2 separate regions of the Homo sapiens genome follow, and region 2 is linked to region 1. The links are chromatin loops, found by intact Hi-C in ENCODE. Cell type or tissue: Caco-2. All regions are shown on one strand.

Region 1 (8,000 bases):
CACATGATGTCTCCAAGGCCAGGTCAGGGTTTTATTAAATTTTGTAGAACCACTTGTACACTGAACAGAACAGAGTTCAGCACTTCTGATAAAGTTTGAGTGAGATACAATATTCCTTTTGTCATTTGTTAATATTCATTGCAGCTCTGGAACATCTTTTCTACAATGCCTGACAACACTGAGTCAGAGTTTTAATTTTCTGTTTCAGGACACGTATTCATTGGCTTGGTGTTTTACGTATGTTTTAGGAAAGGATTATTTGATAATCTACAGTCCTGAAGATTTTAACTAACCTCTGTGGGACTATGATATTCTCGGGTGAAAAGGGTACAAGTAGATGAGCGATTTCATTTTCAGTTTATTCTCTTAAATAGCAGTCAGAGTAAGAAAGGCTACAACTGGAGACACAGGATGGCTCAATGGTTAAGAGCAGGCACTCGAGAAAGACTACATCTGACCTGCACATAGGTGAAGACTCCAAGTCGGCTTCCCCTAGGATGACCCCTTTAACTCAACTCTTTTCTACACACCTACAAAGTCTCTCTGTAAGCATGTAATCTAATGACCAAAAAGAATGACCAAAAAGAAAATCTGCCTAATGACCAAGAAAGAAAAGCAGGACATAGGTACTAGTTACTATTTAACCAAGACTGTAAAAGATCCCAAGATTCAGGGTTACCAGAAAAATTGTGTAACTAGGGGAATGTGAAACACAGTCTAGGGAGAGGAAACCTAGCTACTGGAAGGCTGGTATTCAATTATTTGGAAACTGGCGTCTATTCCAAGAAGCACCGTGAATGGGCTTCCGGGCACCAAGAGCGGGCTGTTCTAGGAGGAAAGGGGCCGGCCCTACCTGTGCTCTGCCCTTGGGCTGCAAATGGATTCTGGCCGGAGCTTAGCCAGGTTGTATTTCCGGCTCAGAGAGGGTCTGGGTGGGACGTCAAGGGAATCATTCCATGTTTAGGATAATGGAACGTGTTGAGTTGGTATGCAAGGTTTTGTCTTCAATCCCAGATATCCAAAAAGCTCTTTGAAACACAGGAAAGATTGGCCCTATTTCTCTTTAGGTATCATTATTTATCTAAATCTCCGGAGCCATTGAGGACCAAGATCATACTTGCTGAATAAATGCACGGAGCAGGATCAGAGGATAGACACAGAATGGGCCAAGAAGAGAAGTAAGCCACACCTTCCCTTCCTGTCTCAGCATCTGTTCCATTTCTGCTCAGTGACCCAGGCAGCTTGCTGTTAGCTGACTCTTCACACTTTAGGGAAATACAAATAACTCCAGAACTTAACTTTACCTTTGAGCTTCAAATTGTTTCAATTATGTACCTTGTTTCAATTATCTGCCTCCTGACAGTGTTTCACAGCTGGGACCAGTAAGGTGGTCTATGATCTTTAACATCTGTCTTATCCTTCCTAAAATAGTATCAACTGAAGGATTAAATGGGGAAGGGGGAGGGGTAGGCAACAAATATAGACTCTATTATGTTTAAAAGCAGTAACCGCTTTCCATTTCTTTCTCATTCAACTCTCAAATGCTTCTCTTCTTTTCTCCAGATATTATTCCTCATAAGAGCTTGCTTGATTGCAACCACCAAGGACATCCACAAACCAGGGCAAGAAGGACCATCCGTAATTCTTTCCCATAAATAGTGACAGGAAGAAAATAAACGCCCTATTCTTCAATGATTTGAACCACCTCTGGAGCACAAACTTTCTCTAAATTCACAGGGCAAATATCCATCATGGGGCAGGTATCTATGCTGCCATGGAAAGTAACATAAAATGTACTAAGTCATCACAGGGAGTTTTAATTTTGTTTTTAAGGTCAATTGCCATGCTGGGGTAAAAAGCATTGATCCTTGCCTTTTATCACCGGAAAAATTCTTCACCAGTACTTTGTGAAAATCTCGCCTCATCAGGGCTGCCAAGGTCAATGCAACCTAAGTAACCAAGCTGGGAGATGCTTGCCTAATTATTAAATATTTAGCAAACAGTTTGTGACTATTTAACTGTTTGCACCTGGCACCCTCTTTTCACTACGTGAGGCCTCCTGGCACCCTGACCTCTTCCCCCACCCCTACCCACTGCCCAGGCCGCCAGCACCCCTGGGGGGCAAATACCGGGACCCAAGGGCATTTCAAAGAAACAGCAGAGGTCACATTCCATTTCCTTTTTATTAAAAAACATACTTAAAATGGGGGAGGAGGGCACAGATCTAAGGTAAAATCTCTTGCAGTTTTTTCAAGTTCGCATGCACCGTTGAAAGTTCATTAGTTAGGGATTTAAAAGCAAAAATGTTTCACACAACCAATTAAACGCCAAGCTTTACAAACGCCTTGGTCTTTGGTTTTGGGAATCTGTAAAAGTCCGCCTCCCCCCACCCGAGTTTTGCCCCTTTTAGAGCCCCTTTGTTGAATTACGTGACTTTTCCCGAAGTCATCAAACTTTGAATTGCGTCTCTAATTTTTTTTTTCAGGGCAAAAGCAAATCAAGAAATTAAACTTAAAAGTAGGCGACTCGGAGAGAAGTGGGGGAAAGCTCGCCCCAAAGCCAAGTTCCGCAGGACTAAAGCCCTCTTTGCGCGCGCGGGGCGGGGGATTGTCCCTACCTGGGGCCAGACGGCGGCGGCGGCGGCGGCGGCGGGGTCCCGGCGCCCATGGCTTCGCCGGCCTCGGGCAGCCGCGCCGGGAGACGCTAGCGGCTCCGCGCTGCCCTGAGCCCGCCGAGCTCGCAGCGGCCGCCCCAGCGCTGTCATTGGGCCCGCGCGTCACGTGGCCCGGGCTGCGGGTGAGCCTTCCCGACACGCGTAACCCTTTACCTGCACGCCCCGAGGATGCGGCGGGGCTAGGGCTCGAAACCCTGGAGTACGATGTCCGACATCCCCGGGGCCGGGGTGGCAGTCCCGGGCGCACTGAAGCAGAAAATCCACGCGCTTGTTGGCCTCTGAGCACAAACGACCGCGCCAACCGCCTGCCATCACGGGAAACTCCGGGGTGCTTACTCCAATGTTGCGCTGGAGAGAAGGGAGCTTCCTATGATCAAGGGACTGGAGTACGGGGATACACAAAACAAATGCACCCGCTGGCAAATAGTTGTGTACTCCCAAACCCCGAGAACTTGGCATTTTTCAGTTTCCTCCTTATTTCTGGCATTCGCCGCCTAGACCTGCTGTGAGTTCCATGGCCAGCCCTGTATGAGCTACATGGACCTAGAAACAGCGGGGGCGCCACCACCACGATAAAAACCAGGGAAGTTGCACACACTCGCCTGCACCCTAAAGGCCCCAGGGGGAGTTCAATGAACTCCTGGTTCCCCGTCCCCTCCTCACCCACTCCCCCTCCATCCCTTTCTTTTCCTGAGGTCTTAGGGCATTGGCCACAAGACTGCATCCAATCTACTGAGTTCCACATTCGTAGCTGTTACAATCCATATACCTAAGGCGGGTGGAGAACTGACTCTGCTTAAGGACTGGACATTCTTTTCACCTGTGCTCCAAAGCAAATGCTGAGCTTGCCAAAAAAAGTGTTAAGCAACTGCGCCACCTAGCTTACCCTCTTCTCTCTTCTTTTCAACTCATCCAGCAAGAGAATAAAATAGGATATTGGAGAGGCATCTGGACAGAGTATTATCTAAGGATGGACATAGTGTCCTTGGGTTTTCAATGTATCTACTTTAATGATGCCAGCCCCATTCACATGATATTTGCCAGGCTTTTGAGAATTTGAACACTCCATTTTTTGAATCCTTCTAATTTTGCAGTGCTGGGATTGCACGCTGTAAAGTGTTAGATTTTTGCAGGAAGTTATATGTGGTTTTACATCCTTTGTCACAATGAACGGCACTCATGTCCAACTTATAGTCGACACTTAATTGTCTACAGGATATTGATACATTTATCAAGTAGGTTATCTGTCGAAAAAGGGGTTGGTATTTGTATTGGGTTTCATTTTATTTATTTATTTATTATTATTTGAGACAGGGTCTGGCTGTTGCACACAGGCTGGAGTGTGATGCGATCTCAGCTTACTGCAACCTCCTCCTCTGGGGATCAAGGGATCCTCCCACCTCAGCCTCTGGAGTGCCTGGGGCTACAGGCTCATGCTACCATGCTCGGCTAATTTTTGTATTATTATTATTATTATTACTATTATTATTATTATTTTTGTGGAGACTAGGGTGGGGGTGGGCTCTCCTAAACTTGCCCAGGCTGGTCTTGAACTCCTGAGGTTAAGCAATCCGCTCGCCTCGGCCTCCCAAAGTGCTGGGATTGCAAGCTGAGCCACCGCGCGCCCCAGCCTGCCTTAGATTTTAAAGTGCAGTTCCTAGACTAATAGCATCGGCATAATCTGAGAGAATGTAGTAAAAATGCAAATTCTTGGGACCCACCCCAGACGTATTGATTCAGAAATAGTTGGGGAGGGAGGGTGAAGAAATCTGTGTTTTAGCAAGTGGTACCTACTCCAGTTTGCGAACCGTTGCTCTGAATATGCACAGGTAGCTGGCGAAGTTCCCCTCATCTATTAAATAGTAAGGGCTGGCATTCTATAAAGCTAGAGGTGCTGCTTTTATTTGTATCCCTAGATTACCAGTTTTATGTAATCTGTCATGTTGATACACTGAAACTGAACCCTCCATGTGTCCATACAACGTGTAATCTGTACTTCTTGCAGATCTCTTGGAATGCCAAATTGAGATCTGAGGGGCCCTTGTAAAACATATGGAAGAAAAACCTATGGTTTCTTGATGCACACCAGGGTGAAAACACCATGATTCACTTCATTTTTTAGGTGTGCCCATGTTTTCACTGACATGTAAATTGTTCCCAGCCAATGAGTCATGAAAGATAGGAAAGCTAATTTTTTTGAGTGGATTTATCAACATGGTTCCAAATTTGTGAAAGAGTTCTAAAAAACAAACAACATTAAAAACATTATGGTATCCGTTTATGTTATAGCCCAAAAAACTCCCCACACCATATTAGGCATTGCAGTAAGGGCTCCTTGCAATCCATTGCAATCTCCTTACTGAGAAAGAAAGAACTGAGTGGGTTTTTATTTGAGTTTTCTCCATGGGATAGATAGACTATTTCTAATGGGCTAGATGGATGTCTTACTTTTAAACTCTCTAGGTCCAAGTTTGTTTTGTGATTTTCCCCCACTTTCATCCCCTGTTCACTTTACATTTGTAATTCTATCTACTCAATTCCAATTGGAACTGGAATTATTTGAGTTTTCCCTCCCCTTCATCAAACACCTCTATCCATTAAGCCCTGAAATAAATCTTGAATTGCCCCTACTCTAAGCAGGTTCTAAGATCAGGTTCTAACACTTTCTAACTGAGATCATGGCCATGGTCTTTACTGGTCTCCCAGCTTCTGATCTTTTCCATCTGAAAGCCATCTGACAAAGTAACTGCCCTTCCCCAAAACTTTTTTTCCCAGCTCCCTGTTGAAACCAGCGCAATTTTCCAACAAGCCAAATGCCCATAGCACTGAAGCTTGAGAAACTTACACCTGCTGCCTGTTGACCAATTCCTCTTCCTTAACCCTCCCTAATTCCTGTTTTCCTATAGGAGGTTACAGTGAGATGCTAGACACCTGCTGCCTATTGAGCAACTCCTCTTCCTTGCCCTGCCTGTTTTCTCCCCCCATATAAACCCCAACTTTAGCCAGGGGAGATTCAGATTTGAGTCTTGTCTCCTGTCTCTGGCTGATATCACCCATAATAAAGCCTTCTTCCCTGACAATACTCATTGCCTTAGTGATTGGCTTTCTGTGTAGTGAGCAACAGGACCTAGGCTGGGCCCCTGGCTTTCAGTGACACTATTGACTACTGAATAAAGTCTAAAATCCCAACAGCATTTGAAGTCGCCTGAAATATGCTTCAATGCCCATTTTTGCTCATGCAGCTTCCTTTACCTGAAATGTCTCTCTGACATTGACAGCTAAGTCCTAATTATTCTTCTAGCCTCAGCTCTATCTCCTCTGGGTCAACCTTTTCGATATTCAGGTAGTGTTAATTGCTCCTCTGTAGTGTATCCTCAGCACCTGGCTCTCACTCTTACTAACTTTGAAATCAGTCTCATCTGGTTTAGCTGTGTCTCTTCTAGACTGTAGGGTTCTGGATGGCAGGAGTCATGCGTGACTTTTCAAATCATTCCAGGATCTAGCATAATGCCTTGGGCATAGCAAGCATACAGTGTTGACTGTTGTGTTCTTGGCTCTAGGAAAGAAGATATTTAAACAAACTCTATTTATTTGAAATGCTTTTTTGCAAATATTTATTAACTTCTCTACATTTTCTTTGAGAACTAAAAGGAGAGGGGTTTAGCCTTTTCAACCTAAAGATATTACCCTTTGTAAGTAATGGAATTGTTTTCAGTGGTGGTAAATTTTGAACACGTTAGTCTCAGCCATGTGATGCAGGCAATAAACCAGAATAATTTATTTTCGTAACACATTAAAGTTTCTCTGAGAACAATTATTTCATGACAACTAGATACTAGCTTTCAGATTATTTCCTATGTATCATCACTTAAGCTCACCAATACTCCTCTGTTTCTGTTTTTTAAAAATATTTTTTGGTGCGTGTGTGGATTCTCAGATCCAAGAGGCAAGAGATGGAAGAAAGGGCATGTGGGAAGGCTCCCCTTGGTCCTGCTCGTTCGCGCAAAGGGAATTTATGAGAGAGACAACTCCTCAGTCATCACCCTTCTTCTCCTTCCTCCCCATCCTTCTATTAATGAATTCATCAACTATTTCTGTATACCTGAAAAACGTGAGAGTTTGCAGCAAATTTCAGTGATCTTCAGAGCTAGCCCAGTCTCCCACCTGCAAGTTAGAAAACACCTTGCAGGTCATTATTGATCTCTAAGTGCCTACTAGATACTAAATGCTCTGTTTTGATGTACTTTGAGAAAGTTAAGGAAAAAGACACTGAGAGTGCACTGAAATCTTGTTCAGCTATTCTCCCTGGACCCGTTTCTAGGTTTCTTTACCTATACATTTGGAATGCTAACAGTACCTACTTCACAGGGCTGTTGTGAAGTTTAAATGGCTTAGTACATGCAAAGCTCCAAGTACAGTGCCTGGTGCAACATAAGCAGTAAGCATGAACAGTTATTATTATTACTGAAGGTCTCTAATCACATCTGCCAAAAATGGGGGAGAAAAACAGCACGCCAATCTAAGTAGTTTATCTTTTATTCATACAAATAATACATACACAAGACTGTATATTGTTTGAAGACTGAAATAATTTTCTAGTGTAACAACTCTGTAACAAAATTTAACTAAATGTAACATTTATGAAAATATAAATCTCTGATTGGGTAATTCTTCCCAACGATACAAAGTTTACATAAAAACATTCAATATGAGCTATCAGTTGCAAACAAGTTAGGAAAAATCATTCAAGTCACTTGTATACTCTATTGGCTTTTACATAGAACATTCACATACTACATTTAATCCATCTAGGCATTTAATTCTTAGAAATGTGTGGCATGGAGGTTCAACTGATAATGACAGGAATGAGAATGTGTTGCCTAAAGAGCTCAAAAGCATAGACTCATATAATCAACTCCAGGTGATCTGTATGTGGTTTGCCTTCTCTGGGCTACCACCTCCCTGGCTAGTAGCTAAACCATAAGTAACATACTGAAAAACATCTTTCACTATGGACCTGGGTATTTTTATCTGAATCACATCTTTGAACGCTTACATGTTAAACTGCTTTCCAAGAGGAAATACAATTGACCTGGATTCTCTATGGGTTACATGAATTTATTTTTCCTATTAGCATCAATAATCATGATGTTGCTGAAGTTTTTCTTATACTGCTTCCCAATGTCCCTATGAGGGCTACAGCAGAAACTATCACTATCTTTATTTTGCACTTCACAAAAACAACACACTGATGAAGTTAAAGACCTGTCTAGGAATACACAATGAGTTTATGGCAGAGCTGGGCCTAGAGCAAATCAATTCCTTG
Region 2 (8,000 bases), 140 kb before region 1:
TCAGCCTCCCAAGTAGCTGGGATTACAGGCGAGCACCACCAGCCCTGGCTAATTTTTTTATTTTTAGTAGAGACAGGGTTTCGCCATTTTGGCCCGGCTGGTCTTGAACTCCTGACCTCAAGTGATCCGCCTGCCTCGGCCTCCCAAAGTGCTGGGATTACAGGCATGAGCCACGGCACCCAGCCCCTGTAAATTTTAATTTAAAAACCACAACAGTCCTTGATGGTTTGTCACCCGGCTTATGGCTGATGCCATGAAAACCTTGGACCTTAGATCTTGTGTCTTCAGAAATTGGTAATTTAAAGCTTTTGTTTCCTTTCTAAGCATCAACATCTAAGACAGAGAGAGCAGCACGTCGGCTGATGAGTAGAGGCTATGGACCTTCTGTGGCCTGTGAACTCTTCCTGATTTATGTAAATTCTGAGGTTTACCTTTCTCCATAGCTTTAGGAATATTTTGGAGAATGGAAAAGAATGAGTTGGACCTAGAAATGGATTTTTTTGTGTGGGATTTTAAGTTGGTAACTTATGTCAAGAGAAATTGCATTGTTGTGCTTTCAAAGTAGCCAGATTCTGACTAAACAAGTATTCTAATTAGCCTGTTCCTCAAAGGCCTCACTCATTTTAGTTTGGAATGTGTAGTTTTGATTAGGGAGATAAGTAAAATTCTTTGTCTGCCTTTTGGTCTCTAGGTCATATTTTCCCTTAGTTCTGTATTAACTATTCCAAAATGCTTAAAGGCAGTAAATACAGAAGTCTCCTAGGAACAAGGCTCAGAGGGCAGCACAGGTGAGGAGGAAGAGTTGCAGGTCAGTGGTGTTGACTGGATTTGCAAGTGGGCTTATATTATAAGTGCGTGGTCCACACTCATGTGTATGCTCTATGTGCTTTCAAAAATATTGGCCCGGGCTGGGCGCGGTGACTCACGCCTGTAATCCCAGCACTTTGGGAGGTCAAGGTGGGCAGATCACCTGAGGTGGGGAGTTCGAGACCAGCCTGACCAACATGGCAAAACCCTGTCTCCAGTAAAAATACAGAATTAGCTGGGCGTGGTGGCGCGTGCCTGTAATTCCAGCTACGTGGGAGGCTGAGGCAGGAGAATCGCTTGAACCCAGGAGGCAGAGGTTGCAGTGAGCCAAGATCGTGCCATTGCACTCCAGCCTGGGCAACAAGAATGAATCTCCATCTCAAAAAAAAAAAAAAAAAAAAAAAAAAAAATATATATATATATATATATATATATATGCCCAGTTTTGTCTATTTACAGAGAGCTTTTATATATACTAGTTCATTTGATCTTCTAAACCAGTGGTTTCCAAAGTAGGTTTCACATACCCCAGGGGAGTGAAAAAAATATTAATGCTCTGATATGTTGTTACTTCATCTTAGTATTGCTAAATACTGTAAACCATATAACATATTAGAAGACAGTATGGTTGTAAAAGTGCTTATATTAAGGGTGTGTGCAGTACTTTTTACTGATAACTGGTGCAAGATAAAAAAAAGGTGTGGCAATCCCTGCTGGAGTCTTATGTGTTTCTCCAAGTGCGGAGAATTACTTACAAAAACGATGTAGATGCCAGGACCCCACTCAAGACCTCCTAAGTCTGAATTCCTAGAGGTAGGTCCAGAAATCTGCCTTTTAAACAAGCACACCACATGCCTCAGGGGCACACTGAAGTTTGAGAATGTGCGCTTTCAATTCTTAGAAATAGGAATGATCCCCATTTCACAGATGAGAAAAGTGAGGCTCAGAAACGTTAAGGAACTTAAAGTCAAAAGGTCACACAGCGAGCAAGAGGCACAGCCGGATTTCACCCCAGGTTTATTAGGATTAAAGAGGCACATGTATGGGAAGTACCAGGCACGTGTCACATGGGCAGGGCCTCTGAACACCTGGAGGTCATGACGCATGGCTGCAGGTGTTACTGAAGGGTCAACCCTGGGCGCACCTTTTTTCCCCCATCACTAGGAGCCAAGAGAACGGTGAGATCTGGATGTCATTACACGAATATACACCCTTTTTTTCCTTCTCTTCCAGGATTTTAAAGATTGAGTTCAAAATCACTAAAAAACGAGGTCGGCCAAGCTCCCCATTGCTTGGCCCCAAACATTGGTTTTCTTAAAGTTTTTGTCTCAATTTGGGATTACCGTCCTTAGGGTAACGTGGACTCATTCTAGAGACCAAACCTTCAGCAGCTGCCCAAATTCTACTCTGTCCACTTTTCCACAGACCACCACAAGCCTCATTATTCAAATAGAGCAGGGTAGTCTGAGAGTGAAGGGCCTGAATAATAAATACAATTCCTAAACTCTCAAATTCCTATGGATTTGTGCTCCCACATCCTTTATTACACCATGTATACCTTTATTACACCATGTCACAATCCAGCACAATCCTGGCTACCTGCATGATATCTCCCCAACCAGACCGGGAAAAGATCACTAACTCCAGACTTCTTTTATGTATTCTTTCAATCAACAAATATGTATTGAGTTCCCCCCTTGTGCCGTACACTAACTTAGATCTCAGGCCAAACGCATTTTTTTAGTACAGATATTTCAGTTGAAAAAAATTGCTAATAGTTGACTCCAAGTGACTAAATGTGCAGGTAAGCATCATCTACGATCAACACATTGACTTGCATAAAATGTTTCTTAAAGTGGCTGGGAGTGCTTCAGAAGTTAGCAGACCACTTAGGTGTGGTTTGTATAACCTGATACATATGAGAAACTTACAAATTTAGTAAATCTATAAATGAATGACTTATTGTTCTATTAGTTAACAGGGAAAGGATTTACCATGAAAAACAGATGTCAGCTTGTCTGTGTTTGTCACCAACTCCAAAATAGAGGATTTAAAAATGCATGAGGTTTAATCTAGAGAAAAAAAATGAAACAAGACCAGAAAGCAATTAATTTCTACGTTTTCGTCATAAAGCCTGGTTGTGTGAAAAGCAGTGCCCTTGATGAAGAGTTAAGTCCAAGTCCAGGAAAGGAGGCTATATCCTGTGCTGCAGTAGTGACTGTGCTCTATCTGCTGCATGGTTGCACACAGACGACCAAACCAGGGAAGTCAGGAGATCTTTGCACTTGCACTTGCATCTGGTGTCTCATTCATTCTTTCTAAGGCCTCCTGCTTGGAGGTACGGATGGGAGAGGTAGGAAGAGAAGAGAATCAGAGAGACAGAGCGGGGCAGAGGGAGGAAAATGACGAATGGCCAGCACTTACTGAGCATGGACAGATGGGCATGTGCTATGTAAGAAACCTAAAATTCTCTTCGTTTTTTTGGGTATCTGGTTTTTCCAGTTATAACTATTCACTACATCTGCTTTGGCAATGAGGGGAAAAAATTTAATTTCATATTTATATGATAGTTCATTTTCCCCCAGTAAAAAGTTAAATCTAACTTCTTAGCTCAAGAAACCTATATGTAATATATACATAAAATAATCTTAATTCAAAATCAGGATTTAACATGGTAAATATCCACGTGATGCAATTGCCTAAGGTTCATGGGGAACTGTGAAGTCTGCCCCTAATCACAGTTAGTGCCTTCCAATCAGAGTGCATTGTGCTTTCATATTGTCCACAATGTTTGAAAAGGTTGGCTATTTTCAACATCACTTTTCTGACAAGAGGTGGCACTAGGCTGCAGAAAGAAGACACTACACACATAAGCGTGCTCAGACAGCTCACTGTTAGACAACCTGGTAGATAAGGCTAAAAGCTGGAATTACTTTTCAACCTAAAGATTTTTTACTTTCATTTCCTTTGGGGGATCCTGGATACTGGAGTAAAGATGAAAGGGGCCAGAATTACTTTTAAAGAACTCTTGAAAGTATTGGCCATCTGTCGACCTTTTCAAAGCAGTTATTCATAAAAGAGAATCTTTAAAACTACAGAGCTGTCAGTTATGGTGAACTCTGCAGCTGTTCTAAGATGTAAAATTATATACATATATAAATGCGAAAGTGTGTGTCTGGGTAAGAGAAAGAGACTTGTCTGCCCTGATACCTTACCCTACCCCTTCTTTGTCTGAATTTCTTCTTTTCGTCCGGTTTGGAGTTATCAATGGGAAGTTGGAGCAGCGGTAGCTGTCCAGTCCTCCTTCCCCCGGACCAAAGGTGGAAGCCCCTTTGGTGTCACACTGAATGTACACACGATCTTCCAATCTTTTGAAACCAGCTGTATCCCAGGCTTTTGGGTTTTGAGACCTCCTGTGGCAGAGACTGTAAACTGACCGCCTCGAAACTCATTGTCCATTTCCCCTTCTTAGTAACTGCATTCTGAGTTTATTTGGCAAAGCCACGCACACCACTAGCAAGACGATTTCCTAGTCTCTCTTGCAGCTAGATGTGGCCAAGTGACCAGATTTTGACCAAAGAGAGTAATGTGGAAGGGATGAATTATACTTCTGTGGGGTCCTTAATAGAGAGTGAGTGGGGTTTTTATTCCTTTATTCTTTTTCCAACATGGAATGCAAATGTAATGACTGAAGCCACAGCAGCCATTATGGACTACAAAGTGATCTTGAGAAGGAAACCAAAATGATTGAAGCAGCATGGGTCATTCATATGCGGGTCATTGATACGTGGGTCATTGATATGTGGGTCATTGATACACGGGCCAGTGATACATTCTCTACCACCCTGGATCACTAACTCCAGACTTCTTTTACATAAGAGGTAAATAAGCCTCTATTTGTATAAAACACTCGTCCCATACAACTGAACATAATCTCAACTGATACACTTAGGAAATCATTGAAGGAATAAGCATTCTGAAATATTAAGTATTTGGTGTACTAAATACAAAAGGAGACATACCTCTAATGCAATTAACAATGCCAAGACTTTATCTTTTTAAGGGCTCTGAGTGACCCTGTATATAGAGGTCACTTGCGATGGCTTGTCATTACAGTACCAAACAAACCCATAGGCTCATTAAGCATTTGTAAGGGTGCCGTCCTTAAAGGTGCTGGAAGGCTCAGAAATCATGTTTTATACTAAATAATTGCCAAAGTCAAATAATGACATTATACATACTTCCCAGTTTTAGAGTTTTCAGTTGTGGGGATGTAAAAATGTTTGTTAAAGGAATTGTTTTCAACTAGTAAAACATCATTTTTGAGTGCCTAGTGTGCCAAGCACTGTGCTAAACACTTACATCATCTCATTTAACCTTTACAAGCACATACAATTATTCTTCTCACTTTACAGATGGGTAAAGGGATACATAACTTGTCCAAGGTCACATGGCAAAGCTGGAAATCAAATGAAGTTCAGTCAGATTTCAATTCTGTGTTACAAAACACCAAACTAAAGCATCTTCCATGTTTATTTTTTTCTAGATAGTTTTGAGCATCCTTAATGCCTTTAAATTCTCCATTGAGTTACGTTAGAATGGTTGTCCTTGTTTCAGTGAATTAGAAGGCTGAAATCCAGAGAGGGCTTGTTCATCTTTGAGGTAAGATCAGGACATTTAGTTATGGCATCAAGTTTGACAGAGAGAAAGCCAAAGCTATGGCTCTGCAAACCAGCTCGGTCCCTTCCTTGAGTATAATTTTGTAGTCTAGCTCTTTTTTTTTTTTTTTTTTTCATAGAGATGGGGTCTCGCTAAATTGCCCAGGTTGGTCTCGAATTCCTGGCCCTGGCAATCCTCTCACCTCAGCCTTCCAAAGTGCTCAGATTACAGACATGAGCCACTGTGCCTAGCTTAGCTCTTTTTTTTTTTTTTTTTTTTGAGATGGAGTCTTGCACTGTCACCCAGGCTGGAGTGCAGTGGCACGATCTCAGCTCACTGCAACCTCCACCTCCCAGGTTCAAGTGATTCTCCTTGCCTCAGCCTCCCAAGTAGCTGGGATTACAGGCGCCCGCCACCGTGCCCGGATAATTTTTTGTATTTTTAGTAGAGACAGGGTTTCACTATGTTGGCCAGGCTGATCTTGAACTCCTGACCTTGTGATCCACCCGCCTCGGCCTCCCAAAGTGCTGGGATTACAGGCATGAGCCACCACGCCCGGCCATCTAGATTAGTTCTTTACATTGAAAGTAACATCCAGGGTCACTGATATTCTGAGAAAATTAGAACCACCTTTGAGTTAAGACTTCTAGAAAGACACATACGTTGTTATATTTTAATTGGAATCAGACATTTAATGGCATAAAAACATTGCATATATGGCTTTGCTGTTCCGAATGTCATGAACTTAAAATCCAAATATGACATAAGCAGTTTTAAGACTTATTTTGGCCAGCCTCCCCAATCCCAAAGGAGATTTAAAAGTAATAATGTAAAAAAGTTAAGGTCAAGGTGTTTTAAAATCAACATCTCAGCTAATGACTAACCCTTTGTTTCCTGGGGACTTCTGCTCTACTGTGAAAACTGCTGAGCTTAACCCGCTGTTGAACAACTGGTTAGTTATTAGTTCCCTGGGTGATTGTCCCTGAAGTTAAGCCATGCTCTGGGGACACATGAGGCACTTTAATTGGGGTAGTTACTTTTTCCAGGTTGGGTACAATGTTTGGCTCTCAAAAGCAAGGTAAACAGTTTACAGTCAAAAGGAATGCTCTGTGATTGTGTGCCTTTGGGATCAAGGGTTGAGATCTTAGAGTATTCTCATAAACATCTGTACCAGGTGCTCAAAGATGTTTGAGGGTTGTCAAGCAAGCTGTTCAACTTCTGCATTTTCTGTGGATATGGGCACAATGACCCACTCAGATTTTTCTCCTAGTGTCCTGAATGACAGCTCATCTACACAGAGTGAAACTCCAGATATGTGACAAGCAGCATGGGACAGATGCTGACAATCAGAACAGATGCTGGATGTAAACAACTGGTAAGGCTGCACTGGTGCATGCTGGCAGAATCACCTGCTATGCATCCAGGGAGCAAATGCATCTGCATGCTCAGCATGACACCAGCTTACCTCCCTGTGCAAATCCCCTCCCCTAATCAGTCTCATCCAAATCTTCTCCTGCAGTAGCAGCTTCTAAAGCTGCAAGGGCCTCCGCCACCGCTGCATCCTCGTCCACAATCTCCCCATCCCCATCTCCATCGGAGCCATGGGTATCCTCCTGCCTGTTTCCTGAGTCAACCACAGGCATGGCATGAACAGGACCCTTCTCATTAAAGCAGATGCTTAGAACTTCTGTTTCCACATCCTCATTCAATGAATCCCAGCTTCTCCTCACAGAGAAGGGCGTATTCAAACCATGCTCCCCCACTGGGGGCTGAATTCCCTCTAGGGATTCATCCTCAGTATGGTTCTTGAAAACACAGTCCTTTTCATTATGATCAACGTTGTCTCCAGCTGGGCCCCAATGCTGAAGGTAATCTGGGGCTGGTATCTGGAAGACATGGTCTTGTACTTCCAAGGCAAAACTTTCTGCCTCAGAAGGAGCTCTGGAGTCTCCATTTCTCATGACTTGGGTCCCTTCTGAGGCCAGCAGCACACAGTCCTGTTTCCTGGTGCCCCCTCCTTCCAGGAAGGGTTGAGTTGGGGGAACAGTATTTGCAGTACTGGCCCAGGAGCCCCTGTCATCCTGGGTGGGGCTGGAATTCCCAGTGGGCTGTGGAGTGGCAGCAGGGCCGATGCCGTTGACACCGCAGGCATGGTGTTCCCCTCCAGCGTCCCCCTGTGGGAGCGGCCCTTGGTGAGGCCAGCAGGGCTCCCATGGATCAGCTGTCCTGCTGCTGCTCTCAGTCTTCTTTGAGCCCTGCCTCTGAGGGTCATTTTTCTGCACCAAGACTTCACTGCTCCATTTGCCTTTTAATTTATCAGTGTCGTCTTCATCTAGCTTGCAGCTGTTGACTTCATTGACATAGCCAGGAGAGGGCACTTGAACTGGATCAAAGAGATAGCTTCAGGAAAGACAATGAAAACCAGTCAGGTCTGCTCCATCATTAATGCTTTTTACCACAGGCCCTGCTTCTTTCTACGATTCCTGCTAATTTAATTTCTGTGATTACTTTTCAACCTAGATAAGTATGTCTAA

The links. Peaks named below come from ENCODE experiments on the same cell type or tissue, not always from the same donor. Only the 100,000 strongest peaks of a DNase experiment are listed, where the experiment ranks them.
Region 2: it touches region 1 in a loop (8-fold over the local background); 4 of 110 quality-filtered maps call a loop at or near these places.

Annotation. Positions count from the first base shown.
Region 1 is chr4:37,448,658-37,456,657 of GRCh38, reverse strand. It overlaps NWD2 (NACHT and WD repeat domain containing 2), which reads right to left. Exons shown (of 7, transcript NM_001144990.2): 7 at 7,195-8,000. PGCKA1 (PDCD10 and GCKIII kinases associated 1) reads right to left here and starts at 2,733. Exons shown (of 4, transcript NM_001104629.2): 1 at 2,618-2,733. It overlaps LOC124900691 (a long non-coding RNA gene), which reads left to right. Exons shown (of 3, transcript XR_007058098.1): 1 at 1-22; 2 at 1,068-1,178; 3 at 1,564-2,341. In Caco-2, a CTCF peak has its summit at 3,541; DNase peaks (open chromatin) are centred at 857, 2,797, 3,237 and 3,507; H3K4me3 peaks cover 3,314 bases.
Region 2 is chr4:37,589,954-37,597,953 of GRCh38, reverse strand. PGCKA1 (PDCD10 and GCKIII kinases associated 1) reads right to left here. Exons shown (of 4, transcript NM_001104629.2): 4 at 4,444-7,866. The coding sequence ends at 6,954. It also overlaps a transcript of RELL1 not described here. Among named protein-coding and RNA genes, the nearest start is that of RELL1, 92 kb to the left of the region's middle. RefSeq lists enhancers at 7,117-7,617, 7,618-8,000. In Caco-2, no CTCF peak of the experiment used is centred here; a DNase peak (open chromatin) is centred at 823.